Linked DNA regions of Homo sapiens: all the other regions are linked to region 3. A link is a loop called in an ENCODE intact Hi-C map of the cell type or tissue named here. Cell type or tissue: PC-9. All regions are shown on one strand. Region 1 overlaps ACTR3C (actin related protein 3C). Region 2 overlaps AGAP3 (ArfGAP with GTPase domain, ankyrin repeat and PH domain 3). Region 3 holds the start of LOC105375566 (a long non-coding RNA gene). Region 4 has its middle 39 kb from the start of NUB1. Region 5 has its middle 46 kb from the start of AOC1. Region 6 has its middle 4.5 kb from the start of GBX1.

Region 1 (5,000 bases), 490 kb after region 3:
GATGTGGGGAAGACGTGGTCCCTTCCATCTCAGGGGAAGGTTTCCTGAGGTATCATTAGATATTCTTTTTTAGACTAAAATATTTCCTAAGGGGTTACCTTCTCCTTTCTTTGCCTTTCCTCCATGGAAGAATATTTGACTATTTGATCCAAGCTCCCTTGCCACTCCAAATCTGTTAGAAATGTAAGTCAGAATTGAGCCCCTTCATAGTGGCTCACATCTATAATCCTAGGGCTTTGGGAGGCTGAGGCTGGAGCATTGCTTGAGCCAGGGTTCGAAACTAGCCCAGGTGATATAGCGAGATCTCGTCTCTATTTCAAAAAAGAAGAAAAAAAAAAAAAAGAATTGAGCCTTTTGTTATTGACGCCCAGGGTCCACTCCAGTGAGTCTGAGTCCTCCCTATTTCCGCCAGGATTGCTGAGCAACACTGCCAAGGAGGGGCTTTCCTGACCCTCATGCTGGGCCTTCAACTCTCCTCACGGGCTGTTGGGGTTCCAATTTGGACCCTGAAATCTGGGCTGATGTGCTCGATGTGACTATGTGTCTCCCCCCAGTGAAGGCTGGGAGTAAAAGAGACTGTTCGTAGCCTCCGAATCAGCTGCCCTGGCCCTGCTCTGTGGGGTAGCCCTGTTAGTTCTCACCTGACTTCTCTCTTTGAAGGAACAGATCCTGAAAGGCGTGGTTTAGAGCTCCCCCCGCTTCCCCTTACTGCCATGGCCTTCTGTGGTCGCGAACAGGCCTGAGGGAGTGTGTAACGTGAGCACACCAACCTTGCAGCATGAATCCTGAACCTTAAGGTTAAGCCTGTTACTCTGCACCCAACTCAATGGAAACATTTCCTAGGAAGCATTTGAGTTAAGTAAGCTGAGATGCTGTAGGATGTTGACCAGGCCTGTGAGGAGAACTGAATGCCTTTGTCTCCAGTCTTGGTAGATTTGAGGTTGTAATCAGCTGACCCTGTTGCTCTGTGTCATCAAAGAACACAGGGTTGTGTAGCACTTCTTGCCTGTCAGTCTTCTTAAAATTCCGCTAGAGTATATCCAAGATACCCAGAAGATGGCATTAGAATATGTTTCAGGGATGCTAAGAAACTTTAAACTTAATACCACGAGAGCGTCTTTGGAGGTCCTTGAGAGAGCCATTCCTTCCACAGTGTGCTCAGCGCCAGCTGGGCGGCCCACCTCGTGCTTCCTGTAGGCAGCAAGTATCTGGGGGTCACCTGCTGCTATGCTGAGGCCAGCTCTAAGGACACATATCAACACAAAGGTGTCCAAGAACATTCATCTTACCAGATACCCATGAAACACTTCGCATCCCTCAGGCTGCCTGTCGGTGCAGGGTGGGAATCGTTAGCGACTTCTCTCGCAGCAGCAGCAGCAGCAGCATCCTGGCGGCTTCAGTCCTCCCACCTGACTCTGCTTTTCCTTTCTTCCCCGGGACCTATCACTTTATAACCTACCATGTCATTTACTTATTATGGTTGCTTATTGTTTTCTGACTCCCAGCTAGAGTGTAATCTTGGCAGGGATCTGTGTGTTTCGCTACCTTGTGTATCCCAAGTGCCTAGACAATAAATCTATGTTGATTGAGGGACTTAGAATACCCAGTCAACAAGGTACACTGTCTCTAGGCAAAGAGATGGTGTCAGTGGAGCTGATGACAGTGCTGTGGCCAGCTCCACACCAGATTAACAACCAGCAGGTTGACAGTGGCCACCCGGCTTGTGGCATGCTGGGACCCAAATGGGACCCAAAGAAGCCTCTACAGTCAGGTTTAGGGTGTAGACAGTGCCGCACTCGGTAGTTGAGCTCGCAGCACGGGTCCACTGGTCCAGTGTGGACCACAGTGAGGTGCCAGAGCAGGCCATAGGAGGCATCTGAGAGGAACAAGGCAAGACGAGGTGCTTTCTAGACACCTGTAGACATCATTTCAGATATGATAGCGATAGAATTGGATAGACCAAGGCTGAGATTAATAGCTGAGTTGCAGAGAAAGCAGACTTACCTGTCCGAAGTCCAAGTGTAACCATGTCTAACATGAAAGACGATGGAATGTGAGGCTTGATGCATATCCACACTAGAGTAACGGTGGGGGCGGTTCTGATCCCAGGGTGTGTTTACTGCATGGGCTTCCTGGTTATTTGTCTGAGGGCAGAGACACTGGGCAGTTGTTAATGCCTGGCAACATCTTTGTGTGTGTATGCAGGAGAAATACTGTTACATTTGCCCCGATATAGTCAAGGAATTTGCCAAGTATGATGTGGATCCCCAGAAGTGGATCAAACAGTACACGGGTATCAATGCGATCAACCAGAAGAAGTTTGTTATAGACGTTGGTTACGAAAGATTCCTGGGACCTGAAATATTCTTTCACCCGGAGGTAAGGTGTTTCTTTTTTTGTGTGCTCAAGTGTGGGATGGAGCGATACTGCCACCCAGAGTGTAGAAAGAGCAGTTCCCAGCGAAGGGCCTGTGAGCAGGGTGGCCGTCATTCGGTCTCTCTGCATCCCCCATGCAGTTTGTCTGCTTGACAGATTGTTCAGTTTGCCTCTCCGTAGAGCTGGTTATCTGTTTTAATAGTTAAGGATGGGTTATACCACAAATAGTTAGGAAGACTTTTAGGAGCGATAGATGATAATAGAATTAAAAGTAATCTCCAAGGGTTGTGGGTGGTCACATGCTAGCATTACAAGTAGCTACTCTCAAGGCCTGTATGGAGGTTGCCTGTGCATAAGAGTGGGATAATATGTAACCTTTCTATCTTTGGTGATTGCCCTTCCTAACTTCTAATTTTAACCCTGGACAGTTGGTCCTGCTCTGTTCCCTGCTGCAAGTTAGGTAAAGCTTCTGTCTAAGGCCAGCATTTCTATTATTTAGATAATCTTAAGAATTAGAAATGTCATCATTTTAACTAGTAGTCATAAGGAATTATTAGTACTTTTGCAGAAAGCAGTAATTAGGAGGCACATTTTAAGATTTACATATAATGCATTTTATTTATATTTTGGTATATATTCCTGGCTAATTCAGTTTATATTCAGTAGGTGGGTTACAAACTGCTGTTTGTTTTTAGATGTGTATATGACTATTTTGTACAGAGAAATAGCATAGAATGTGTTCCTCGCTAGTAATCTGAAGAATAAAATAATAACAATGATAATCTAGTGAATGCTCACTTTTAATAGTATTGATTTGAAATGGACATAGAACAGTCAAATGTCCAGTGAACAGCTGGTGAGCAACTGAATATCCTCCTCCTTCCTCTGAGAGTGCACATTCAAGCTTACTTTGATTTTTAAAATATTTCAAATGAAATGTAATTGAGTTGAATTCGTTATACTTTAGCTTATTTAACTTATGGAATTGAATCTATGGCTGTTTATTCAATAACATGATTATCATGTGGATTGTTTCATGTTAAACAAACCCTTCTCATTAAACAAAACACTTCCCTGCATCTTCTAGACCAGGTTTAATTAATCTTTCATTGAACCTGTTTCTTTTTCCTTATATCCTAATTTTCTCATAATACGAATATTGTCAAATGATATGTCAAAGTCATGTTTCTCACTGCGTGTCACGTAGATCGTGCACATACTCTCCACTGCTCTTAGTAGACTGAATCACTGTGTATTCATGGGGTGGGGGTGGTCTGTCTGTGATGTTGTTGGTATTTTTTCTTCACTAAATCCATACATTTTACCTCATGAGGAGAAATGTGTCATCACCACCCCACGCACACGTAGTCACATGGGATTCATTTGACATATCCTTCATTCCAATGTGAATTCTTTTAAGTTATAATAAATTGTATATTTGTTAAAGTTACTTTAAAGGAGTGTTCATGTTGTTCTATTTGAGAGAAATGTGTAATGTTTCTTTTATATTGATATACAATTCAGTTTGCCAACCCAGACTCTATGGAGTCCATCTCAGATGTTGTTGATGAAGTAATACAGAACTGCCCCATCGATGTGCGGCGTCCGCTGTATAAGGTATGAGCTGCATGGGTAAGGTACTTTGATTTCATTCCACAATTAAAGGCCCATAATTCTTAGAAGACGGTATTACTGTCTATTACTAGTAAATATCCCTGTTTCACCTTCTGTTTCATAGGATTTGTTAAAGACAATATAATTGTAAGAGAAAATGGAAATATGACTCAGTTAACTAGAATTTTTATTTTATTTTATTTTATTTTGGAGACGGAGTCTTGCTCTGTCACCCGGGCTGGAGTGCAGTGGTGCGATCTCAGCTCACTATAACCTCCGCCTCCTGGGTTCAAGCAATTCTCCTGCCTCAGCCTCCTGAGTAGCTGGGACTACAGGTGCACGCCGCCACGCCCAGCGAATTTTTTTGTGTGTGTTTCAGTAGAGATGGTGTTTCACCATGTTGCCCAGGCTGGTCTCGAACTCCTGAGCTCAGGCAATCCACCCGCCTTGGCCTCCCAAAGTGCTGGGATTACAGACATGAGCCACCATGCCCGGCCAACTGGAAGTATTTCAGTATTGTAAATATATTTTATTTTTATCTGACAAGATATATTTTAAGGTGGACAGTTTTAGCCACAAATATCGATGGAAAGTAAGAGTGATGCCCTCCTCCATGCTTTCCGTGAATTCCATTGGTTTCGTTTCATGCATATTTGGGTTTGGTGCCAATGTGGTGTCATCACATAGAGGTTAGAGCCCAAAATGGGACAGTCAGATAGAATATGCTCATGTATTATTATGATTTTTTTCAAAATTCTTAGATTTCAGGGAATTTTGAAACCTGGAATGAGGAAAATCTAGTCTATATGATTATTGAGTAAAAAGAAATCCTACTGACAGCCTGAGATGGTGAGCAGGAGGTGATGGGCAATTAGCCTTCCTGCACCTTTAATCAGTCTTTGCTTGAGTGAGTCGCGCCGTCAGCTCAGTGGCATGACTCACTCGCCTTACTCAGACTCAGGTCGCTGAATTGTACAGAGAAGAGAATCAGGCTCAACTGACAGCACTCA
Region 2 (5,000 bases), 330 kb before region 3:
GGGCTGGATCTCCCAGGCCTGGAGAGGCCCTGGTGGTGAGTTTGTATTTCCGTGGGACTAGTTATTAGCGTTGGTGAAGACGGCTTCTTCCTGTATGGGATGCATGTTCCCCCCACAATGGAAGTACCAGCAGAGGGGCCCTTCCCAGGTCCCCAGGCAGGTACAGAGACAAGAACACAACTCAGTGAAGCCGGCCAACGTCACTGAGCTGCAGATCAAAAGGAAACACATTCTGCCTTGACTTCCCTATCTACGTGTATCTGCCCTCTCTCTCACGCACAACAGGGAATGGCTGTTCTGCCAAAGAATAAGGCTGCCCACTCACAAGCTCATCCTGCAAGCCAGTGAAAATGCAAGCAAAGGGTCGGGCGCGGTGGCTCACACCTGTAATCCCAACACTTTGGGAGGCTGAGGCAGGCGGATCACCTGAGGTCAGGAGTCCGAGACCAGCCTGGCCAACGTAGTGAAACCCCATCTCTACTAAAAATACAAAAAATTAGGCACCGTGTCTCGCGCCTGTAATCCCAGCGCTTTGGGAGGCCGAGGCAGGCAGATCACTTGAGTCCAGGAGTTGGAGACCAGCCTGGGCAACATGGTGAAACCCCGTCTCTACAAAAAAAATATGAAAAATTAGCCAGGCATGGTGGCACGAGCCTGTGGTCCCAGCTACTTGAGAGGCTGACGTGGGAGGATCGCTTGAGCCCAGAGGGTCCAGGTTGCCGTGAGCCAAGATGGAGCCACTGCATTCCAGCCTGGGCCACAGAGTGAGACCCTGTCTCAATAAATAAGAAGCAAGCACAGGACAGCAGCTATGGGAGCCGACCTCTGGAGACGGAGAGGGGATGGGGACACGGTATCCGACAGGGGATGGATCACTTTAGAACCTAGCTGCCTCTTTCAGTGGGAGAACAGTAGGATGGGAAAGAAGGGGGTTAAGGCCCCAGCTGCACACATGCTGGACACACACACACACACACACACACACACACACACACACACGTCTCGGGGAAGGCAGGCAGCAATCCCAGTCCCCAAAAGAACATCTTACAGTCTCAGAAGACATGTAGTCCCACTGCACCTGCAGAATCAGTCCAAGGAGAAAGTGCCACCTGGGTCAACTCCCAAACCCAGAACAGCTTTCTCTTCCTCACCTGGCTGCCCTCTCCTTCCCAGTCCTTTTCCCCAGAAAACTTTCCTGACCCGGAGAAACTAGACAGGGAAGGGCACCTGCTCCCACATAAATGTCTCAGGACATCAAGCCAGTCAAAGACCCCGAAAAGGAGAACAGCTGCAGGCACACACCTCTTTTGCTCATTGGGTCAGCCCAGGGTCAGAGATAAGGTCTCTGTTGTGCCTGATAAGATTCTGCTCCAAAGACACGCAGCAAACACAGCTGTGCTCGACACAGACAGCCACTACCTACTGGGCCCGAAGGAAATTAGGACAAACCTAAAAAGCTCCAGGCTGGGACTACACGAACAGTACTGAAATCCCACAACACAAGCCCTCACGTCAGTTCTCTGTTTATTAAGGCCACCGGAAACGCTGGACTGAATGTGACTCTCAGGGGCTGAGAGGCTCCATGGCAGTTTCTGGGGGACTAAGAGGAAATCTCTCACAAATGCCCGCAGTGTGCATCCTGGGGCAGGACGAACACAGCCTGCCCCGGAGCCAGAGAGCGCAGAAGCCGGGCTCAAGACCCCCTTCTGTGGACTACCTGGATGTCAGGAGGAGAAGCCGACTCTAGTTATGCCCAGTTTCTGTGCTGGCCTGGGCCTCGGGTGCCCTGCTTGCGTGTGCACAGGGGGGTGAGGGGCCGGGGGGGTCATGACGGGGAGAGAGAACACCCCTGGGCAGGTGTGAGGTGTGAGACCCTGCCAGAAAGAGAAAGCTGGTCCTGAGGATGTGGGAACTGGTCGCCTCCAGGTGTGTGTTGCTTGATCCACTGGTGAGCCCTGGCTGTGCCCGCTGCAGCCCACGTGGCCCACAGGGAGTTGGCAGATTTCTTTCGAGGAGATGAGGGAGGATGGATAAGCCTTCTCCTGAAAGCCGGAGCTTGTGGCCAGCTCCGCAGGGTGTGGAGCAGAACCACCAGCAGCCAGGTGTGGTCCCAGAACCACCGTGGCCCTCCCAAACAGTCAGGCCCTTCTTGCCCACAAGGTGGCAGCAAAACATCTTCCTGCAGCCGGGGCTGAGGCAGTGGCTGGGAAGGCTGGCAGGATGCTAGGGCTGGCCACACACCCGCCACTGAGCCCGGGAGGCAGTGGGGGCCACACCAAGACCCCTTCGCCCCCCAGGACTGGCTGGTGTCCAGCAGGCTCTCCAAGTTGGAGCTTAGGGAATCAGAGGAGAAGACGGGGGGCGGGGGGAGAGCGCTCAGGATGCCTCCCCAGTGGGGCCACAGTCCTCCCTAAGTGTCCCAGCAGCTGTCCCGAGACAACTCGAGTTGCTGCAGCAGCAGCCATGGACCTAAATTCCACCCCTAACAGCTCCATTCCAGCATCCCCCATTTTCAACAGCACCACATGAGCTCTGGAGCCGCACAAGCCAAAAGCCTGCTAGTAACACCCTCCATTCCCTTCCTTACCACTCCCCCAGCCCAATCCGTGTCAGTCCTGGTGGCGCTCCCTCCTAAATGTGGCCCAGATCCATCACCAGCTCCTTTCTTCAACTCAAAGGCAAGCCACCATCCTCCCGGGCCTAAGCACCACATCAGCTTCCTAGGGGTCTCCCATCTCCAGCCTCCATCACCACCACTGCCAAGTGATTTCCTTTACAGCTGGGGCGGACCTCTTCAGACCAGAACCTGGTCACCTCTCAGCAAAGCCCTGCAATGGCTCTCCAGCTGGCGTAGAATGGCACCCAATCCCCTTATTCTGTTCCAGTGCCCCGTGTGCTCCTGACTACCTGCTTGCTCTCACCTGACACCCTCCCCAGGACCCGCCTCCATCCCCATCCAGCCTTGACACCTCCCGGGCCTCTGCCCTGCTTGTCCCTGAAGGCATTTGGACCGTGGCTGAAGCATCCCTTCCTTGGGAGGCTGACCATCTCAGTGACCATGCTAACATCATCTAACACTTGCCACTGTCAGCAAGTGCCCCCACAACAGAACTCTGCCAGGCACATGAAGGTGGCCATGATTCCCCGAGTGAATGAGTGGAAGTCTTTGCTGAGCATGCACTGTGCTCCCAGGGCTTTTGGCCTCTTTGTGGGGAGGAAGGCCTAAGAGAGATGGGCCCTGGCTGGGCCAGTCTTTTGAGAGAAGTCACAGGCACAGGCAAAATAATCTGCACAGGCCCCAAGTTGAAAGGCACGGCGCACCCTGGAGTTGAGAAAGCTGGATTCAAGTTCAGCCTCTGGCACCTATTGGTGGGTGACCAGCCACGGTCTCCTTAACCTCAGGTCTGTCTGTAAATTAGGAATGGCCCAGCTTCCAGCTAAAGGTGCTGTGCAGGCCAGCCCTGTGAGCATGGAGGGCCGCATGGTGCCTGGCGTGCAGCGGGCAAGCAACAGAAGGAGCTGCTCCTATTGCGCAAGGGAGAGCCAGAGTGGACGCTGGGATCACTGAAACCAGCCCTCTCCACATCAGAAAGCCAGGCAGATGCAGTCAGCCCATGAAACCTTAGCAGCTCCCCCTCAGCTTGGCTTTGATTCCTGGGCTGGTCCCTCCATCTCCCCTCTAAGAGACCTCAGAGATACGGAGGACCCTGGAGAGCCCTGAGTCCTAACCCCCAGGACCTCAGAATGTGACCTTATTTGGAAATAGGGTTGTTGCAGATGTAATTAAGATGAGGTCATACTTGAGTAGGGTGGGCCCTGAATCCAATCTGACTCGTGTCCTTATAAAAGGGGGGAATTTGGGCATGTCGACAGACACCAAGGGAAGTCAATGTGAAGAGATGCAGGGAGAAGACGGCATCGACAAGCCAGGAAGAGAGGTGTGGGGCGGATCTCTCCCTAGTGCCTTCAGAGGGGGCGTGGCCTTGCCCACACCTTTATCTCAGACATCTGGCCTCCACAACTGTGACACAGTAAACTTTTTGGTTTTTGAGACAGGGTCTCCCTCTGTTAACCAGGCAATCACAGCTCACTGCAGCCTCGACTTCCTAAGCTCAAGCAATCCTCCTGCCTCGGCCTCCCAAGTAGCTGGGACTTTAGGCATGCAACACCATGTCCAGCTATTTTTTCTTTGTTTTCTTTGTTTTTTGTTTTTTGTTTTTTTTTTTTTTTACAGAGGTGGGAGTCTCACTATGCTGCCTATGCTGGTCTAGAACTCCTGGGCTCAAGTGATCAACTGGCCTTGACCTTCCAAAGTGCTGGGATTACAGGCATGGGCCACCGCAGCCAGCTAGGAACAGACTTAGGTTGTTTCAAACCACCCTGTTTACAATGGTTTATTACCACAGCCCTAGGAAGCTATGAGCTCTCCAGAAAAGCTAGTGCATACTGGGAAGAACACACAGGTGTTTTCTGAGGAGGTCCGAGTCCCCTTAATCCCTGCCATGGGTTCCAGGTTCAGAACTCGTGTTCTGGTTCATCCTCTCCTTTTAGAGATGAGGGCATTGACACCCAGAGAGGGGAAGTCACTTGCCTGCAGTTACACAGCCCAGCAGTGACAGAGCCTGGGCAGGGCCCAGGACTCCAGAATCCCAGGCTGGAGCTTGGGCCTCTAAGTCATCATTTCACATTATTTTTTGAGTGCTTACTAAGTGCATTCAGGGCAAGCAGACTGAAGTCTCTGCCCCACCCTGCCTCAAGGTGACGCGGCTGGCAGTCTGGACTGGCGTAGGACCCAGCCTACATCCTTGGGACCCTCCGAAGGCTGCTCTGAGGCCCGGGGATTCTGCCCCATCTCCAGAGGTCAGGATGTCGGTCTGAGAGCTCCCCAGTGACTTTGGTCCTCTCCTCCCCAGGGAAAAGCTGAGGGAGAGAAGGCGGCAGAGGTGCTGGTGGGGGTGCGGGTGGCAGAGAGAGCCACAGGACCGAGAGCAGTGCAAGGA
Region 3 (5,000 bases):
GCTTTGGACCATGATGGTGGCAGTGGAAGTAGCAAGAAGTGATTGGATTCTCAATATATTTGGGCAGCAGAACTTACAGGGTTCCCAAACAGGATGAATGTGGGTTGTAAGAAAAGAAGGGGAGCAAAGGACAGCTTCCAAGTTTTTGTTTCAAAGTATTGTTAATTACCAAGACATGGAAGACTATGGAGGGAACATTTTTAAATGACAGAAAACAGGAGTTCAATTTGGGGCATGTTAAATATGAGAGGATTTTTAGAGATCAGGTTGAGATGTTGAGAAGGCATTTGGACATGTTAGCCTGGAGTTTAGGAGCATTTGGTATATATAAACTTGGAAGTCAGCAATAAATTGTAATGGCAAACAAATCCTCCTGCCTTGTATACACAAGAGAGATATTAGGGGGAGTTGGGAGGACAGCTTCTAAATATTTGTTGGATGAATCAATAAATGGAATGAATTATTTTTTCCAGCTGTACATGGAGTTTGTTTAAGCCGTTTGTATTGAACAGTTTGCAATGTGATCAACAGGACATATTTGGGGAATAATCGAGTAGGCCAGTGGTTCTTGGTGTGAGCTGGGAGAACTTTTGCAATTGGAGATGTTGTGAAATCCTCTAGGGACTTTCTCAAGTTACACCACCATTCTTGGTTGAAATTGTTGTGGTGGGGAAATTTTTTTTGAGAACCATCGAGTTAGTGCTAGCATAGAATCTAACAAGAAATGGCCCTGCATCCATTCTCTTTTCTTCTAATAACAGCCCCAGATTTCCATTTTTGGACCTACCTTTTCCTTTTTATCAGGCTAAGTGTTCATGGTGGGGCTCTGTCCTTAGTTCCAGGGATAAAGCCTGTGACCCAAACTTAAACCGCAGATCATTTTCCCCAGGCCATGGAGATTGTTTCAAATGTGGGCACATGGCCTGAATGGGTCATATCAGAGTAAATCTTAGGGCTTCTGGGTTATGCCACCATCACAGGCTCTTGCTTTCCTCACTGAACTTGAACCTAGACGGATGTAAGCTGGAGCTGTGGCAGCCATCATTGCCCTGTGAAAAGTCCACTTGGAGCTGCCAAAGACCACCCCAGGAGCTTCAGAATGAAGACAACCTGGAAGTCAGAGCTGACAGGTGAGAAACAACAAACAACTCACACCTGATTGTATTGCTTGAATTCTGAATTCAGCAGTGCTTGAAGCCAGATTGAGTCCTGACCATTTTAGTATACGATCATTAAGCAATCTTTTGCTTACGACATGTGCGGTTGAAAGAGTCCCAATTATAATAGGCTGAGAGACTAGGTATAGTAACTAGCACTTAAGTGGGTTGTCTAGGCTGTAGGCCCCAGATATTTAGGAGCTGCACTCAGAGGCTCCTGAGCAAGGTATGTGTCTGGGGTGACCCCAAGTGCACTTGCCAATCTGAACTGTGAGGAAATACCATGTAATGGGGGAGAGGAGAGTGTGGCAGGCATTCAGATACTTTGGGGAAACTCACTTCAAGCAAGTGTTCTGTTCCTTAAAAAGCTGCATATAAACTCAAGTTTTGCAAATGTATATGTACATTTATATATACATATACATAAAATGTATATGTACATTTATATATACATATACATAAAATGTATATGTACATTTATATATACATATACATAAAATGTATATGTACATTTATATATACATATACATAAAATGTATATGTACATTTATATATACATATACATAAAATGTATATGTACATTTATATATACATATACATAAAATGTATATGTACATTTATATATACATATACATAAAATGTATATGTACATTTATATATACATATACATAAAATGTATATGTACATTTATATATACATATACATAAAATGTATAGTTTATTTGTCTTAGATAATTCACTCTGTAGACAAAATCCAGGTGGAGTAACAGTGCCTGTGAACACTGGATCCCCAAGAGTCTATCTTAATGTCGGTGCTAGAGAAACAGAATCAAATCAGAATTCTAGATCCCATTTACGTCTTAATACCTGCACTCTGCAGCTGAAAAAAGCATGAAGAGGCTATTTATGTACTCATCTCATTAAAAAATAAAAGCAAGGCTGGGCGCGGTGGCTCACACCTGTAATCCCAGCACTTTGGGAGGCTGAGACGGGTGGATCATGAGGTCAGGAGTTTGAGACCAGCCTGACCAACATGGTGAAACCTGTCTCTACTAAGAATACAAAAATTAGCTGGGCGTGGTGGCGCACACCTGTAATCCCAGCTACCCAGGAGGCTGAGGCAGGAGAATCGCTTGAACCTGGGAGGTGGAGGTTGCAGTGAGCTGAGATTGTGCCACTGCACTCTAGCCTGGGTGACAGGGCAAGACTCCATCTAAAAAAAAAAAAAAAAGCAAACACAACTCAGTGAACTCAGTGTGTAGAGTGTGCTATGATTTATTTTAAAAGTGCGGGTAGTGGTGGTGGGGAACAGTATGGACATTTCTGCTGTAACATTTATATATTGCTGAAAAATCTTGCATTCCTTAAATATTTCATGTTAAAAACAACAGACTTATGAGAGAGTTATGGTTGGATCACGTTGTTGAAAATTAGTGCTTTGTGAAGAGCGCTAACAAAAGCAAAAAACCAGTCTTAATACAGATATTAGTACAATGAGAAGACAAGTTAAATTTCTTATAAATGTAGAAACACTGTAATAAAAAAGAAAAAAGAAACCTCTTTACTTTTAGAAATAAGGTGAAGTTAGCTTGAGGAAAGAGCTGTAAGGAAGAGTGAAGTCAGCTGAGTCAAGGACACAAGCGGAAAATGTGCAAAGATGAGCCAGAAGCATGGAAAAGTACCTCCAAGACAGAGGAGAACTGATCCAAGAGAAAGGAGATGGGAGTGGGCATCACGTACAGCCAGAGGGCGCCACCTGCCGGTAAGAGCTGAATAGTGAACTTCGTGTTTCTTGGGATAAAACATTGTATAATACACAGTACTGGGAAGAAAATCATATACGCACTAATGTGCCTCTACGTTATACCGCCGTCATTCCCCTAATTTATCACCCCCTTATGAGTAAATTCGGGTTACAAAAACTTGTGTAACATAACATTGTATATATTCTTTGCAATGTATGCAAATACACACAAATATGTAAATATATGTTTATTTGTTTGTATACGCGTAGGATAGTTTCAGATGGAAACACCCAAAGTAGCAACACTGACTGCCTCTAGGGGGGGAAACCGAGCATCTAGAAGGTGAGGTGTGTGTGGGTGTACTTTTGAGGTGTTGCCCACCTGTATGTTTTGAATATTCTCTAATCAAAAAAAAAATTTAAATAGAATCATTAAAATTTTTTAAAACTGAAGACTTCCCCTGGATCCTTTCCATCATCTTTAACTAGAACCATTCTGGCTTTATGACTAAACCTATCTGCTTTGGTCATTTACTTCTTTAAAACGAGACAACCATGTGACATCCTAGGATCCATCGAATGACCTGGTTCACAAGAGAAGCCAGAGTGCAGTCAGGACAAGGCAAACAGCCCTTTACTGGAAGAATTGGGCAATCTATCTGGTGAGAGGTAAGTTTAAATAGGGCAGTGACACTGCACAACAAAGTCCCATTTTTTGGACTTTATGGGGGTTGAAAACCCTGCCTGACAGACTCAGAGTCCTTAACCAGACTGCCCCAGCGGGGAGAAGGGTACCAGGAGGGTTTCCACGAGGGCAGAGGCAGCAGGTGTCTGACTACCTACTCCATTTGCAAGGACGAATGGAAAGCCAGGGCTCACCACACAGGTGAACAGTAGAAGACTGCATGAGCCGATGGAAAAACAGACCCTAAGAGCAGCAGAAGAGGAGAAAGTCCAAATAACATCTTCAGTGAGATTAAGACTATAGTTTATGGCAGTCTCGTGCATCTATCAACAATAAGAACATGCTATATAGAGAGACAATTAGAAGACAAGAGTTACCTAGAGATTGAAAATATAATTGCTGAAGTTAAAAAACCCTTTATTGGCCGGGCGCAGTGGCTCACACCTGTAATCCTAGCACTTTGGGAGGCTGAGGCAGGCAGGTCACTTGAGCCCAGGAGTTCAAGACCAGCCTGGACAACACAGGGAGACCCTGTCTCTACAAAAAAATTGCAAAGATTAGCCGAGCATGGTGGCATGCACTTGTAGCTTGGGACTACATCCTAGCTACGTGGGAGGCATAGATGGGAGGATCACCTGGGCCCGGGAAGTGTGAGGCTGCAGTGAGCTGTGATTGCACCACTGTACTCCAGTCTGGGCAACAGAGTGAGATTCTGTCTCAAAAAACAAAAAAACAAACAAACAAAAAAACAAAACAAACAACAAAAACCACCTAAACTAAACTCCCCCCAAAAACCCTTTACTTAGAAAATGATGAAAAAGAGAAAGTGGCATAAAATATTAGTGAAAAGTTAACAATTCAAGAGGGCCATCTGAGATTGGACATCCACTGGCAGGCATCTCTGAGTGAGAACAGAAGAAAGAGGAAATATGAAGGCATGGGAAGGGAGCTGCACAGAGTTAAGGAAGACTTTGGTTTGCAGAGCGAAAAGGATTGCCTAATGGAAGCACAATAAGTAGGAAAAAAATACTCACTTAGACTCATATATATGAAGTTCCAGAGCCCCAAGGATAAGAAGACTCCAAAACGCAAACAACAACAGCAGCAATAATAACAACAGCAGCTAGGTCACTTACCAAGGTGTAAGAATCAGATTGGCATCGGACCTAACAGAAGCTGGATAACAAACAGAGCAATGTCCTTAGGATTTTGAGAGAAGATAATTTTGGACTTGAATTTTAAAATTCACTCACTCCAGGTATTACTGCATGAAGGGGTAGAAAAAAATTAAAAATTTAAAAATCGTAAAGAAAACCCCAAATAACTTAGAAATTGGACACATTTACTTAAATTATGCATAAATAAGTTCCCAAATTACATTGCTCTAGTGTGCACCAAGATTATCAATAAATAAA
Region 4 (5,000 bases), 520 kb before region 3:
CTCAAAACTTTACCTCTCAAGCATCTTTTTTCAGGAAGCTATGGAAGGACGTACTCAATTAAAATGGGAGAATAAAGGAAGAAACAAGAAAAACGATCCAGGAACCAGGGTCGGCCAACCAAGAGGGAGGCAAGGGCCTCTCTGGGCTGCAGGGCAGAAGCCCCGGGAAAGAGTTCTTCAAAACACTGAAATGAACAGACTATCGGACAGGAATTTATCAAAAGGAGAGTTACACAGCTGGGGAAGAATTTGGTGATAAAATAGCCATAAACATCTGGAGAACTAAGTGAAAGGAAGTTCAAGACAATCAGTAAATCCAGAGAAAAGAAAAAGGTGGCAGAAAGGAAAAATAGTCCTAATATATAGTCCACCGCTCATTTGTGAACAGTAGTTACCTAACCCATCAACATCCATCTGACCCAAGGTAAGAATTCAGTGGCGGATGAGGAGGTAGGAGGGGTGGGGTGGGTGTGAGGAGGAGTTAAGTCCTCCTCTTCCGTAGCCAGTAGGAAACGCTAACGATGGAAATCTGTTGTTTAGAGACATGGAGGCAAAACAGAAGAGAATCAGCTGGAAGAGCTAAGAGCCCCGCTGTGGAGGACAGGAAGTGGGAGGTGGGAACTGCTTTTTTTCAGACATCTCCTGTAACAGCGTGATTCTAAACTGTGTAACTTTTTGTTTGTTTGTTTGTTTGTTTTACAGGAACACGGATTTGATTTTTTTTTTTTTTTTTTTTTGAGACGGAGTCTCGCTCTGTCTGTCGCCCGGGCTGGAGTGCAGTGGCGCGATCTCAGCTCACTGCAAGCTCCGCCTCCTGGGTTCACGCCATTCTCCTGCTTCAGCCTCCCGAGTAGCTGGAACTACAGGCACTTGCCACCAAGCCGGGCTAATTTTTCGTATTTTTAGTAGAGACGGGTTTTACCGTGTTAGCCAGGATAGTCTCGATCTCCTAACCTCGTGATCCGCCCGCCTTGGCCTCCCAAAGTGGTGAGATTACAGGCATGAGCCACTGCGCCCGGCCTTGATGTTTTAATAAAAATACAGTTCTACAAAAGGTGCTTAACACAGCCCCGGACGGGGTTCTCAGGTGGAGTCAGCCCTAGGACCCCTAAAAGACGCACGCAGACAGAGCCTGCTCCCCCCACGCTCCCGCCAGCACCGGGACCCACTGAGAGCCACTGCCGGGTGTCCTTCATATAAAAAAAAAAAAAAAAGGCGGGTGCAGTGGCTCACGCCTGTAATCCCAGCACTTTGGGAAGCTGAGGCGGGCAGATCACCTGAGGTCAGGAGTTTGAGGCCAGCCTGGCCAATATGGCGAAACCCCGTCTCTACTAAAAATACAAAAATTAGTTGGGCGTGGTGGTGCGCGCCTGTAATCCCAGCTACTCGGGAGGCTGAGGCAGGAGAATCATTTGAACCCAGGAGCTGGAGGTTGCAGTGAGCCGAGATCGCGCCACTGCACTCCAGCCTGGGCGACAGAGCGAGACTCTGCCTCAAAAAAAAAAAGATAGAAAGAAAGAAAGAAAGAAACTTACTACACAAAGCTCTTGTTGAAACGGTGTAACTTGGTTGAAATTACAAAAAGCAGGGCCCTAGCGAGTTGCTTGGCCGTGCCGTACGCGCAGGCGCGCCCACTCCCACCCAGCAGGAGGACCCCGCCATCGTCAAGTCGTGACCTGTCATCCACACAGAGGACTGTCGGGGCCAAGTGGCCTCTGACGGGAGTAGGGGGTGAGAATCCGAGGTGGACCCTGGGAGAGCGCAGTTGGCTGGGGTGCTGCGCTGAAGGGGCCTCCAGGGTCAGGGCAGCAGGCGTGAGCCAGTGCCTGGCATGGAGTGGGGCTCCCTCGCCCCTTCCCGGCTGCTGCTCAGCGGCTGATTCCGCGGGCCCGGGGGCGCTCCAAGGGGCGTCGGTCCCGCGACGGCCGCCAGGTGGCGCCAGAGCCCGCCCAGCCGCAGCCCCTGCGCCTGCCAGCCCCGGTGCCCGCCAGCCAACGCCAAACCCAACCCGGCCAGGGTCCTGGGTCTCCCGCCCCTCCCTCAGAGTCTCCGAGGGGCGGGAAATGGTTTCCAAAAGAATTCAAATACATTCAAAAGCAGACCGGATGTAACGAAGAAGCCAGTCCAGGTTCTCTTACACCTCCAGCGGAGCCCCGCCGCCTGTTTCTCTCTAAAAGCAAATCCCAGACGATCCATCATTGCATCTGAAAATATCTCAGTTCCGAACTCTATAAAATAAGGACTCTAAAAAAAGTATAGTCCCGGCCGGGCGCAGCGGCTCACGCCTGTAATCCCAGCACTTTGAGGGGCCGAGCCGTGTGGATCACCTGAGGTCAGGAGTTCGAGACAAGCCTGGCCAATATGAATAAACCGTGTCTCTACCAAAAACACAAAAATTAGCCGGGCGTGGTGGCGGGAGCCTGTAATCCCAGCTACTCGGGAGGCTGAGGCAGGAGAATCACCTGAGCCCCGGAGGCGGAGGTTGTTCTGAGCGGAGATCACATCATTGCACTCCAGGCTGGGCGACAGAGGGAGACCCCGTCTCAAAAAAAAAAAAAAAAAAAAGAAAGAAAGAAAAAAGAAAAAAAATTATAGTCCCTATGTCGTGACCACACACGTTTAACAAATGCGGGTTCCTGGATCAGGAATCTGAGCCCGAGAGGGGACGGGAATCTGAGCCTTGTGACAAGTTTTCCCTGCAAAGTCTTGGGGTGCTGTGTGCAGAGGAACAGGACAGACTCCCCCTGAGCTCTGCTCCAGTACTGCTCCAGAGGCAGATGGAGAGCCGGCGTATCACATGCGGGCATCAGGATGGCATATTTGGGGGAACAGGGGTTTGGGAAGAGCCAGGTCGGATGGAGAGGGCAGGGACAGGCTGGGGAGCCCTGGTCCCACCCACACCCTCCCCACTTGGGGACCTCTCTTGTCTCCAAACATTACTCGGTCAGCCGGACGGTGAGTGGTGCCGTGGATAACAGGTCCCTTCTTGGGCTGCTGTGTCTAGTCCCTTAACTTCAATGCCCTTTTTAAGGCTTAAACCTTAGGTCGTTGCTCTGTTCCAATAGTCACACGTGCTCGAAGAACTGACCTGCTCATTTGGCCCTCAGCTGCCACCACGAGGCTCCCTCCTGGAGCTATTCCTCCCTGGACCGGCCACAGGGGAGGGCCCCAGGCAGCGTGGCTCCTCCAGTCCTGCCGCCTCTCTCATGCCACCTGTGTTTCCGAGCCAGTCCATCCAAGGAAACAGACAAGGTAGCCATGAGCATGAGTAGAGAGGTGCCCACGTTCCGGACCACTCTCGCTGTATTTGTCTCCCATCTCCATCAGAAGACTCCGCTGAGCTCCAAGGCAGGTGGGGTCACAGGCTGAGGCTGAGGACCAGCTGTGTGTTAAAAGCCAGCCAGTCTTGGGCAGAGGACCTCACCTTTCTTGGACGCAGATCTTGGAACCAGTACAGTGGCACCAAGGGCAGGTCTGAGGATTCAAGGTGACATGACAATCTTGAACGCTGAACCCAATGCCTCCCTAAGTGATGTTCTTGTCAAACAAGCTTCTGCCAGACGCTCTCCTCAGACTGTCCATTTTCACTCCAGATCTTTCTGTTCACTCATTTATCCTCTTGGCAAATACGTATTGTGCACCTACTGTGTGCGAGGTGCTAGGGATGCTGCAGCAATCCAACGGGCACCAATCTCCCCTCACAGAGAAGACATACTCCAAAGAGGAAAGGGGCCTCGCTGTGATGACAGGCAGTGCAGGTGTAGACCATGGCCTTGGACAGGGGTTCCAAGTGAGACGTGTTGCAGGGCCTGAGGCAGGCTCACCTAACTCGCCCAGCACCTGCCTGGGGAACCATGGGACCTCTCCCAGCACCCCCAGGCCACATCTCAGGGGAAGGGCACACTGCCTGTTCCCTGGCCCTTCTTTCAGTGTCCTCTCCCCCTCTCTCCCTTTGCTGGTTTCTCCACGCCTCTGGCCCACATGGCATAAAACAGGGTGTCTTTGGAAGGCTGAGGAGGCTTGCTGCAGGCCTGGCCACTTGGGGAGACACCGAGTCAATCAGATGAACTCTGGCTTACCTCCTCGGACCATCAACCATGGCCAGGAAGGTGGGTCACATTGTACCAAAGGCCACTGGGACAAACCTTGCAACTGTGAGGGTGAAGAGAGGAGGTGGGCAAGTTTGGAGGGCTGGGTTCCTGCTAGCTACCACCTCCTAGCCTCCCACTAGGTTTTCTCCCCCACCATAGGGGCCCACTGTACATTCTGCAGAGGAGGAAACTGAGGCATACAGCATGAGTTAGTTTCCCGTGGCTGTTGTAACACATTACCACAAGCTTGGTGGCTTAGAACAGCAGAAATGTATTCTCTCCCAGTTCTGGAGAACTCTGAAATCAGGGATCCAGGGGCTCTAGAGTGGAGTCTTGCTTCTTCCAGCTCCTGTGGCTGCCAGCTTACCTTGGCTTGTTGCTGCATCACTCCAATCTGCATGGCCAGCGTCTTTCAATCTTCTTCCACTCCGTCTTCGCGTGGTCTTCTCCTTGTGTAAAATGTCCCTCTACCTTTCTTATGAGGACATTTCCCACCACATTTAGGGCCCACCTGGACCATCTGGGACAGTCCCCATGTCAAAAGCTTTAACTTAATCACATCTGCAAAGACCCTTTTCCAATAAGGTAAGGTTGACAGGTACCAGCAATGGGGACCTGGTGTCTCTGGGGGGCATTATCAGCCTATGACAGGGACAGGAGTAATGTCCTCAATGGCACACAGCCGATTAGGTGGTGCAGTTGGTGTCTGGACCCGGGTCTGCCTGAGGAACCATGCTGTCACTCAACACATCCTTGTTCCCTTGTGGCCCAGAAGTCTTTATTCAGGGGCCACCATCAGGATGGTTTGTTCCATCCTCAACTCCTGTCACCAAGCAGTCAGGCCACCTGAGTTGAGGATGCTGAGAAAGCTTCGCTGCCTTAAGGCATTTCCCCTCCTGGCCTGACCCA
Region 5 (5,000 bases), 120 kb before region 3:
CACAGAGTAAGGCCAGTCTGGACTCTAGAAAAGTGTCTCTAAACTGGGAGACTCCTCCATCCCACCCAGAGTCCAGAAGCAGGCTAGGGTCCCCTCCATCCAGAAAGAAGGTGCCCTCCCCGCAGCAAGCTGGAAACACCAGAGTCGACTGGAATTCCAGGTTTACTGAGGGCCTGCTGTGTTCCAGGTCCCAGAGGTGTAGGTCCTGGAGGTGTAAAAATGAGCCAGGGGCTTTCAACCCAGCGAGGCAGAGAGGCAAGTGAGGCCAGGGGTGAGAGCAGCTGGGTAAGCACAGGGAAGAGGCCCCGGTACCCGCGAGTGCTCCATGGTACAGAGCCTGGGTTCTCACTGGAGAGAGAGACAGAGTAAGTGCAAGTGCATAAGGCAATTCCCTACAGCAACAGTGAGGGCAGAAGACAGGGCTGTGGGGGCTGGGTCGCCGTGGAGAAAGTCTCTTTGGGAAGTGACATTTGAACTGGATGCGCTGGGTTTACCTTTTAAGGTCAGGAGAGGCAGACGCAGAGGAATCAGAAGATGCAAGGCCCTGAGGTGGAAACAAGTTTTGGTGTGGCTGGAAATGAGGATGTCATAATTTTGTCAAAGTAATGCTGCCCAGGCCAGGTGCCGTGGTTCACACCTGTCACCCCAACGCCTTGGGAGGCCGAGGCAGGAGGATCACTGAGCCCAGGAGTTTGAGACCAGCCTGGGCAACATAGTGAGACCCCTACTCTAAAAAAAAAATTAGCCAGGCATGGTGCACACCTGTAGTCCCAGATATTTAGGAGGCTGAGGTGGGAGAACTGCTTGAGCCCAGGAGTTCAAGGCTGCAGGAGTGACCTGTGATTGCACCACTGCACTCCATCCTGGAAGACAGAGAGAGACTCTGTCTCTAAAATAATAATCATAATAACAAACAGCTCTCAAACTCAGTGCATTATGACAACCAGTGTTAATTACTCTCATACTCACAGGTCTCAGATGGCTATAATTTGGCTGATCCAGGATAGGTGTGGCTGGACGGCCCTGCCTTAGGCTGTAGGTAGCCTGGGTTTGACGCAAGTTCAGGTGGTTGCACCAAGTTTGTCCTGGGGCACAGCAGAGGCTCTCTGGAGGAAGCTCTTCTTACCCTGGACTTCTGGAGTGGAAAGAAGGAGCCAGGCCATGTGGGCGCATGGAGTGCTTCTGCTAGTTCCATCCTCCAACAGCCCCAGGGCCAAAACACGTCAGGTGGTCAAGTCCAACATCAATGAGCAGGGGAGTCTATACGGGAGGAGTGTGAGTATTTGCTGAATAATAATAACCCAGACTGTCACCCGCCACCTCAGAGAGGAGCTGTGAGGACGGAGGGAGTCACTGCCTGGTTTGTGCACATGTTAAATGCTTACCCCATGCTAACTGATACGTGGAGGATGTAGGGATGGGTCAGATTCTCAAGGTCTTGATAAATCACGTTGAAAATTTTGGGAGCCATGGAGGCTTCAATCAGAAGGGTGACAGGGTTTGATCTGGATTTCAGAGCAACCCCTCTGGAAGCCGCGTTGAGGTTGGTCTGATGGAGGCGAGACTGGGGTCTCAGGGTGATGAGCAGTAAGTCATCATGGGGAAAGGAAAGATGGAACGAATTCAGGAAATGCTGGGAAGGTGGGACTCACGGGTAGATGGCAGAGGGGCTGTGTGGAGGGAAGCAGGTGCCTAGGCTCTCGGTTCTTGGCTTGGGTCAAGGGACATGATGATAGACCCTGGGCTGGGGAGCACAGGAGGAAGGGCTGGCCTGTGCAGGGGATAGAGGAGGTGATAAACCGGCTTAGACATGTGGAGTGTGAGGTTCTCACAGGACGTTTAGGTAGAGGTACAGGTCTTGGCGTGTAAGAGAAGAATATGGACATGGGACATATATTTGGGAGTCAAATCGGTTAAGGGGCAGGCAGGAAGTGAGCCCCAGTTATTGAGGTTTCCAGGGAATGGGAAATATGCTGGGTTGGCGCAGGGGAACTCCAGTGGCGCATATTCACATGTGGCTGACGTCGCCGTGAGATAGCCATCCTCATATTCTTCTTCTAAACTAAAGCCTGAAATTACTTGGGGGTGGCAAAGCCCAGCAAAAGAGCCCACCCCCAGCCTCCATGGCTAAGGCTTGGCCAATGAGTTGTAAGACAAGTGATGTCTGTGAATTCCGGCAAAGCACAGTGAAGGTAGCCATACCCTTCTCTGTCCCCTCCTCCATCCTACTGCCTGACTTGTATGAGATGGCTGGAGCTCTGGCAGTCACCGTGGACTAGGAGGCTGGGGGCTACATCCCAGGTGGAGGCCGTGAGGAGGAAGGAGGCTGCGTGCCCTAGGCCTTCATGGGGCCCCTAAGCCACTCAGGACTGTGTTTACAGAGAAACACGACTGTCTCTTGTTGAAGCCGCTGTGAACACATTTTTCTGTTCCATTCAGCTGAACTTGGTCCACAGGGAGCCATTTTGAGTCTGCCGTTCTTGGTCAAGCCTCACCCCGGGGGCATTTCCAGCCTCTGTTTTCTCCGCGGGATTAATAAGAGGCAGCCGTGCCCGGTCCAGTCGCCGCGAGGTGTTGTGCGCCACCTGGTGGTCGCGTGGCAGACAGCATTCCTCCAAGCGAGACAGCACCAGCGGCTAAAATGCAGCTATCTGCACCTCGAACCCAGCCCATCTTTTAGCCAATGACAAGCCAAGTGCCCCAGAGTCCTGCATGGCAGTGGACGCTGACAAGAACTCCAGGAATTCCAGATTGCATGGAGCTTCTCGGCTCAGGTGTGTTTTCGGAATCAACTGCGGGCAGTTTCCAAGGAGCCAGTTGGCGGTCCCTGCGTCTCCTCGTCCAGGTCGTGAACTTCTGTACTAAAGGATTCCATGTGACCCCTCTGCTGCAGACTCTGGTCTCAGAGCAATAGTGAGAGCTGGAGAGAAGGGAGGGAGATGACTCACTGCTTTACTGAGCAGGAAATTAACACCAAGGGAGCCTAACCTGGCAGCAGCCTGGAAAAATTGGTTTGCGGTGGTTTGAGCAGTGGGCAAAGTGGGTTTATGTGGGCGAGCTTATTAACACTTCCTTTTGCTGACTGCGGGTACAAGCTTGAAATGGCCAACAGTGCAGCAAATAGAGACCAAGTTGCAAAAATGAGTCTTCATCTCACTGAAGTTTGAGAAATTGCAGAGGCTCGTGGAGAGACTCCTGGTGCCAGGACACGCAGGTCTCCACCCAATCTGGCCACTCTGTGTGTGACCCGGGGCCCGTCCTCTGTCTCCAGGCTCCCCTTGCTACATGAGGTGGCCGGAACACTGCCTGGGTTTTGAGGCCAAGGGTTTGTAGGTGTTGGTGAAGAGAAGGGGCCCCCAGGCTAGGTGAGGGGACCTCAGTTACCTCCCCCTTTCCCAATCATCCTTTTCTGAGGCCACCTTCAATTGCTACCCTATCCTAAAAGGCCTCGAAAAGCAACAGGCTCTGGTGTCCCGACATCTTCTGGTTTCCTCTTCTTTCTGTGAAACAACTGAGTCTCAGCTTTTCTCATTTGCATCCCCACCTGGCAGCTGAAGAGCCGCAAACAAAATAACACCTGCTTTACATGAAGGGGAAGTGACTTGGGGCTGGAGTGAGAGGTGGGCCCGGGTCATAAGTCCTTGTTTGTTTTCTTCTTTCCTTACACTGCTTGGTGGGTTCTTCGTGGTCCTCCGCAAAGAGGGTTTGGGAATGGCGGGTGTCTCTCTCACTCGGAGCCAGCCCCTGTCTCTCTTCTGCACTGTTCCTGAGCCTGGGGTGGGTGTCTGGAGCGAATGGACTGGATTCCTCCCCAGCCCCAGGGTCTCTGTCTCTGGTGAGGGGCAGGTGGCTGTGTGTTGAACAAGCCTCTCCCTCCTCTGATCCACAACCAAACACATACAGGGATGTCCCGGGTAACTCTGGGAGTGTCCCTGTCTCTGGCCCTGCATTCTGGGGTCTGTGAACTGCAAATTGCTAGATGGAGGGATCTGCCTACCCCAAAGGGGAATTTCCAGGGAGAGGGATCTGTCCACCCCAAGGGGTGTGGCCAGGGATCCTCCTCCAGGAGATGAACCCCACAGACATGACTTTGGGTCCAAGCACCATCAATGCCATTTCCTGGGGCTGCATGGCTGGGAACCAGTTTGCCGACCAGTCGGAGCTAGATAGGGAGGGGGCAGGGCCGAAGTGGAGGTCTCCCCCTTTCCTTTCACTGCCTTTCTACATGCGGTGCTGGTCCTGGATCTGTTGTCCTGAGACTCTACACTTGTCCTCTCCCTCCTCTGCCATGTCTTGTGGGGACAGACCCCTGCAAGTGGTATCTCCCACACTTCCAGGTTCCACCCATGGGAGGCCTGAGCATGAGACAGAGGGGGCTGGACCTTCTCTCCCTTTCTCTCCAGCTGCGACAGACAGGCCCCCAGGGCTCCCAGCTTCCACTGGTGACCCGGCTGCAGGGTCTGGGAACTCCACGCCCTCCCTCTGCCCCTGCCTCTCTGGGCATTGCTGTCTCTGGAGTACCCACCCTGTTTATCTCTTAGTTCACCCATCCTCCCAGCTTCCAGTTCCCTGAAGTCCAGTGTCTCCGTGCTAAGTCTCCCAGCAGTCCCTGATTCCCAACCCGTGTGTCTTGCTGGATCTTCCTTCCCCACCTTAATCAGGCTGGCGCAGATCCCACCATAGTTTTTTGATTGTGTTTGTGTGTGAAACAGGTCTGTCAAGTTCAACCAACATCTGACATCCAGTTCAGTTTTGCCTCTCCTCCCAGCTCTGCTGGACCCCAGGTCCAAGGCTCCTACCCTGGGGAGGGGCAGGTCTGGCCGTCCCCTCCTCTCTTCCTCTCCCACACCTGCTGATGCTCCTGGGGCCAGGATGGAGGGGAGGGGGCTTGGAGGAAAAGTGGCCCCACTGGCGTGGCCATTTTTGCTTACATGGACCCTTGGGCTCTGGGTGGCTGATATGCAACACTGGCTCTTCTGCTGGATGCAGGTGTGTGTTCT
Region 6 (5,000 bases), 390 kb before region 3:
CAGAGCCCGAAGCCGGGTTAGGCGTTGAGAGGCGGCTGAGGAGAAGCGGAGAGGAAGTGAGGGGGCCCGGATTCCCACCCTGGCCTCACGGACCTTGGGCTGACCGGTCTGTCTGGCTTCAGGTACTAGGGCGCGGCTCTGGGACGCGGGTGCGGGTGGGCAAGCGGTGGAGGCTCCTCGCTGTGGAAACCCCAGGCGGACCCCGACCGCACAGGCCCCACCTCGCGGGCAGGAAGCGGCTGCCCCAAGACATGGGCGGGAACCTGGTGCGCGAGGCCCACTCCTGTCGAGGGCCTGCGGGGCGCCCCGTGGAGACCGCGGCTCGGGTGGGGGTCCCGGGGGACGCCCTAGTGCTCGATGGTTTGTTCCGCAGCCGTTCCAGGGCCTGCTGCGTTCAGGCACCGCCGCACGGGGGCAAGGACTGCCCTCCAGGCCCCCACCAGGGTCCGCTTGCGCGGGGTAGCCGGAGCGCGGCGCACAGGAGGAAGCGGCAGGTGCTGCCGAGCCCGGGGAGAGACGTGCGGGATGGGGGGTTGGCAGTCGGTGACAGGGAAACCTGCTCTCTGAGGAGGTGACATTTAGCCTGAGACCTGAGTAGAGCAGATCAGTAGGAGTGGCAGGACGGACCGTCCTGGCTGCGGGCGTGGGTCGGGGGGCACCTGCGGCGGTGGTCCAGGCCAGAGGTGGTCGCGGCGGGCGAGATTCGGGATCCCTGGGAAGAACTGGGGGGCCGCCGCTGGGGGGGATGTAGGGGGCTGCAGAATAGCGCTGTCTAGGGCGACTCGCAGGTTTTTGGCTTGGACCCCTGGACGGTGGTGCCAGATGCTAAGATGGGGAAGACGAGGAAGTAACGGGAAGCAGAAGGCCGTTGCTGGGGAGATGGCACTGGAGCCGCCTAGGAAGCATCTCAGAGGCTGTGGCCCTTGGCACGGGGATCTGGGGCCAGGTCGAGCGCAGGTCTGGGTATCATGCGAGTGCGGGCTCGCTGGTGCGGGAAAGAGTTTGGAGCTCTGCTCCCAGGGAATCCCGACTCCCGCAGATGACTTGCCCGAGAGAGTCCTGCTGGTGGATTTTGATGGAAATTCTATTTGATCGCACCCACTTGGTTCACTGTGTGCTTCCGGGTCCCCAGGTTTTAGGTGCTTCATGCCCTGCTGGGAACGAGACACGCTCCTGCCCTCAGTGAATCTTCAGTCTAGTCTGAGAAACAAGGGTGTGAACAACCAGTTAGAATACAAGGGGCAATAGGATGAATGCAAGATAAACGTGGGAGCAGGAGCTGGGGGCATGAAGAGGAGGGTGAGGAATGGGGTTGAGATCTGGGAGGGCGTCCCAGAAGAAGGACCCTCCTCTAAAGTGATAGGAAGATGGGGGAGGATTTCTGGCCACATCTGGAGAGCCTGCGATCATGGGATGCCTTTTTAAGGACGGGGAAGGGAAGAAAGGCGATGTGGAGTGGTGGCTGTGAAGGGGCTGTGCACAACTTCACATATTGTCCCCTTAGCGGGCAATGTCAGGAGGGTCCTCACTGGGGTTAGACATTCAGACTCTTGCGAGCCAGGGCGCTCCCTCCCCAGCCTCCTGGCTGTTGGTCCCGCGGGCCCAGAACCTCTCCCTGGTAATTGCTTTTCGTAATGTGTTTGCTCCAAACCAATTTCACGCCTCCGTGAGGACTCCGCCCTGCACTGAGGCGCGGACCTCCCCACCACCAACCTACCCGCGTGTGAACGCGCGGGCTCATACATACTGTACACATTTAACACAACAGAAATACAGGGTTCGGGTACCGGGGCACACTAAACATACTTAACCCTACACTCACGCACACTAGACGTTAAGACACTCACGTACAACCCCCCGTCCCCAAACAGTGCATTCACAGTTAAGCATCTAGAGGCGTCCCGCGCGCTCGCCCTTGGATGCTCCGTTAGTGGTTTCTTTGCCCTCGGCGCGTCTCCTGGACTGTCGCCAGGGGGCGCTGCAGCACCCCGCACCTCCTTCGCCGTGCCCGCAGTTGTGCGCTGCTGCCACCAGAGGGCACCCGCGGCCAGGCCCGACGCTGCCCACCATGAGAGGACTTTCTCTGGCCAATGAGTGGATTGGAGGTATAGATTTGTGGTCTTTGACTTGAATACTTTGTTTTTTTCTTAGCATCCTTGGTGCTGGTTGGCAACACAGGTCAGGCCAGATGATGAGGCCGCGGTGGGCACAGAGGGTAGATTAAAGATAAAATTCCTCTGTAGGAGCATTTCCCAAATGTCAGAGAATATGGACAAAGCAGCACTTTCAGAATTCTGTTTCGGACAATGAGACCAGGTACTTGCCCATAATGCGTCTGTTCAGGAATTCAGTAGGAGAATCATAGTTTTTTGCTGGTAAAGAAAGGAACTAGCTCTGTTCAGATTTGACAGAGGTAAGGTCTGTACTTGATACTGATGAGAGAGTGAAGTAGTTTTTGGAGTGCTCTGGATTTCAGGGAAAATGAGTCCCCTTCCTTTCTTCGCCACTCTACTCTTTGTCTATTTAGTGCAGGAAGAACTCGTTTTGGAAGGTGTTTTTTCATATTCAATTGACTCTTGCCCTTGCTTTTTGACTAGACAAAGTTTTTTTTTTTGAGACGGAGTCTGACTCTGTCGCCCAGGCTGGAGTGCAGTGGTGTGATCTCTGCTCACTGCAAGCTCCGCCCTCTGGGTTCACACCATTCTCCCGCCTCAGCCTGCCCAGTAGCTAGTACTACAGGTGCCTGCCACCACGCCTGGCTAATTTTTTGTATATTTAGTAGAGACGGGGTTTCACCGTGTTAGCCAGGATGGTCTGGATCTCCTCACCTCGTGATCCACCCGCCTCAGCCTCCCAAAGTGCTGGGGTTACAGGCGTGAGCCACCACGCCCAGCCCTTGTTGTTCTTATTTGTAAGACAGGGTCCTGCTCCGTCACCCAGGCTAGAGTGCAGTGGCACAATCTCTGCGCACTGAAGCCTCAACCTCCCCGGCTCAAGTGATCCTCCCACCTCAGCCTCCTGAGTAGTTAGGACTACAGGCATGTGCCACCATGCCTGGCCAATTTTTAAATTTTTTTTTATAGAGACGGGATCTCACTATGTTGCCCAGGCTGGGCTTGAACTCCTGGTCTCAAGTGGTTCTCTCACCTGGGCCTCCCAAAGTGTCGGGATTACAGACATAAATCATTGTACCCAGCCAGAGTAGATATTAATCACTCTCCCTCACAGATGGAGATGTCAAAGAGGGGTCAAGGTCACAGGGCCCAGTGAGGGGTCAGAAGAGGAATTTGATTCCAGGTCTTTTTCCTTTAGCCAGTGCTTCTTTCCATTTACCATGTGGCCTCAGTTCTATGTTCTATGAAAGGGCAGGGAAAGGAAATGGGTTGCTGCAGTTGCCACTATGTATGCCAATGTTACGGAATGTCAAGGACTTCACAGAAGTCACACTTCGTATCTCTAGCATGGCAAGGGAACAGATAGAGGATATAAATGGGTTATGAAATACAGTATCTAACAAACACAAACCACACCAGGTCAGTAGAAGTACTTAAGGTCTCACCTGCCTCTGTTCAGAATTGGTGGCCCACTGGGATTTGTTGGCACTAAGTTTTAAGTATGTACTTCCTGGCCAGGCGCAGTGGCTCATGCCTATAATCCCAGCACTTTGGGAGGCCGAGGCAGGCAGATCATGAGGTCAGGAGTTCGAGATCAGCCTGGCCAACGTGGTGAAACCCTGTCTCTACTAAAAACACAAAAATTAGCCGGGCATGGTGGCAGGCGCCTGTAATCAGAGCTACTTGGGAGGCTGAGGCAAGAGAATCACTTGAATCCGGAAGGAGGAGGTTACAGTGAGCCAAGATCATGCCACTACACTCCAGGCTGGGCAACAGAGCGAGACTCCATCTCAAAAAAAAAAAAAAAGTAGGTACTTCCTGTGCCAGCTTGAGTAGAGAATCCACTTTACTGAGTATAGTTCTAAGCAATAAGCTCTTGGCATGAACTAGGCGACATATATCTTCAAGATCAGAGGGTTATTTTATTTATTTATTTTTTGAGATGGAGTTTCCCTCTTGTTGCCCATGCTGGAGTGCAGTGGTGCGATCTCGGCTCACTGCAACCCACCTCCCAGGTTCACGCGATCTCCTGCCTCAGCCTCCCAAGTAGCTGGAATTACAGGCATGTGCCACTATGCCCAGCTAATTTTGTATTTTTAGTAGAGATGGGGTTTCACTATGCTGGTCAGGCTAATCTCGAACTCCTGACCTCAGGTGATTCACCCACCTCGGCCTCCCAAAGTGCTAGGATTACAGGCATGAACCACCATGCCCAGCCCAGAGGGTCTTTAAGACATTTTTTAGAGACAAGGTCTCCCTCTCTCACCCAATCTGGAGTACAGTGGTGTGATTATAACTCATTCTAACCTCCAAATCTTGGGCTCAAGCAATCCTCCCGCCTCTGCCTCCCAAGTAGCTGGAGCTACAAGTGTGTGCCACCGTGCTTGGCTAATACAATCAGAGGGTCTTTTAATCTTGAGTCCTTGACATACCAGAATGTGACAGGCTTCTTAAAGTGGCCTTTTATTGAAGGGACTGGTGGAAGAGAGATGTTTCAATATATATCCTTTTGAGCTTTTGGAACTTGGTACTATGTGATTTTATTACCTATGCAATAAATGAATGCAATTACTTTTAAAAATGGTTCTTCCTTCATGCCTTATTTGGCTGATCCTGTAACTGCTCATACAGGTTTAATTTCAGTTTTGTAGCCCAAAGTTGCCTCAATTTGTCAAGTCAGTAAGCCTCTGTTATGTATCCAACACCGATAAGCCCTCTCACTTTAAAAATACAATATACTTTTGAAGCTTCATCTTGCATGTTGGTATGGTAAAGTGCTTGGTTAATTTAGCAAAGGGGTGTTCTGAAGAGTATCTTTAGACAAGTTCTTTAGTAGTGAGTTGGAGTTAAGCTAAGGCACCTCTTCTTTCTCCATTGTGACATCTT

The links. Hi-C counts contacts between places; a loop is a spot of excess contacts. Peaks named below come from ENCODE experiments on the same cell type or tissue, not always from the same donor. Only the 100,000 strongest peaks of a DNase experiment are listed, where the experiment ranks them.
Region 1: a loop joins it to region 3, with 8 times the contacts of the local background. A loop is called at or near these places in 2 of 110 quality-filtered maps.
Region 2: it touches region 3 in a loop (21-fold over the local background); 12 of 110 quality-filtered maps call a loop at or near these places.
Region 4: it touches region 3 in a loop (11-fold over the local background); 2 of 110 quality-filtered maps call a loop at or near these places.
Region 5: a loop joins it to region 3, with 8 times the contacts of the local background. A loop is called at or near these places in 7 of 110 quality-filtered maps.
Region 6: it touches region 3 in a loop (19-fold over the local background); 8 of 110 quality-filtered maps call a loop at or near these places.

Annotation. Positions count from the first base shown.
Region 1 is chr7:150,283,746-150,288,745 of GRCh38, reverse strand. It overlaps ACTR3C (actin related protein 3C), which reads left to right. Exons shown (of 8, transcript NM_001164458.2): 5 at 2,206-2,379; 6 at 3,901-3,993. Among named protein-coding and RNA genes, the nearest start is that of LRRC61, 37 kb to the left of the region's middle. RefSeq lists enhancers at 1,245-1,744, 1,745-2,246. In PC-9, a CTCF peak has its summit at 2,418; a DNase peak (open chromatin) is centred at 2,375.
Region 2 is chr7:151,108,396-151,113,395 of GRCh38, reverse strand. All of the region lies in intron 1 of AGAP3 (ArfGAP with GTPase domain, ankyrin repeat and PH domain 3), which reads right to left. Among named protein-coding and RNA genes, the nearest start is that of AGAP3, 24 kb to the right of the region's middle. RefSeq lists an enhancer at 4,556-5,000. In PC-9, CTCF peaks have their summits at 1,946 and 2,145 (motif pointing right); a DNase peak (open chromatin) is centred at 2,165; H3K27ac peaks cover 480 bases.
Region 3 is chr7:150,776,813-150,781,812 of GRCh38, reverse strand. It overlaps LOC105375566 (a long non-coding RNA gene), which reads left to right and starts at 684. Exons shown (of 4, transcript XR_928163.2): 1 at 684-1,130; 2 at 2,728-2,918. In PC-9, CTCF peaks have their summits at 2,712 and 2,914 (motif pointing left); a DNase peak (open chromatin) is centred at 2,892; H3K27me3 peaks cover 815 bases.
Region 4 is chr7:151,300,553-151,305,552 of GRCh38, reverse strand. No RefSeq gene overlaps it. Among named protein-coding and RNA genes, the nearest start is that of NUB1, 39 kb to the left of the region's middle. RefSeq lists a silencer at 1,850-2,019 and an enhancer at 1,361-2,219. In PC-9, CTCF peaks have their summits at 1,722 and 1,924 (motif pointing right); no DNase peak of the experiment used is centred here; H3K4me3 peaks cover 350 bases; H3K27me3 peaks cover 5,000 bases.
Region 5 is chr7:150,896,244-150,901,243 of GRCh38, reverse strand. No RefSeq gene overlaps it. Among named protein-coding and RNA genes, the nearest start is that of AOC1, 46 kb to the right of the region's middle. RefSeq lists silencers at 2,486-2,545, 2,563-2,723 and an enhancer at 2,429-2,723. In PC-9, CTCF peaks have their summits at 2,396 and 2,604 (motif pointing left); no DNase peak of the experiment used is centred here; H3K27me3 peaks cover 1,611 bases.
Region 6 is chr7:151,169,738-151,174,737 of GRCh38, reverse strand. No RefSeq gene overlaps it. Among named protein-coding and RNA genes, the nearest start is that of GBX1, 4.5 kb to the right of the region's middle. In PC-9, CTCF peaks have their summits at 1,801 and 2,001 (motif pointing right); a DNase peak (open chromatin) is centred at 2,027; H3K27me3 peaks cover 2,354 bases.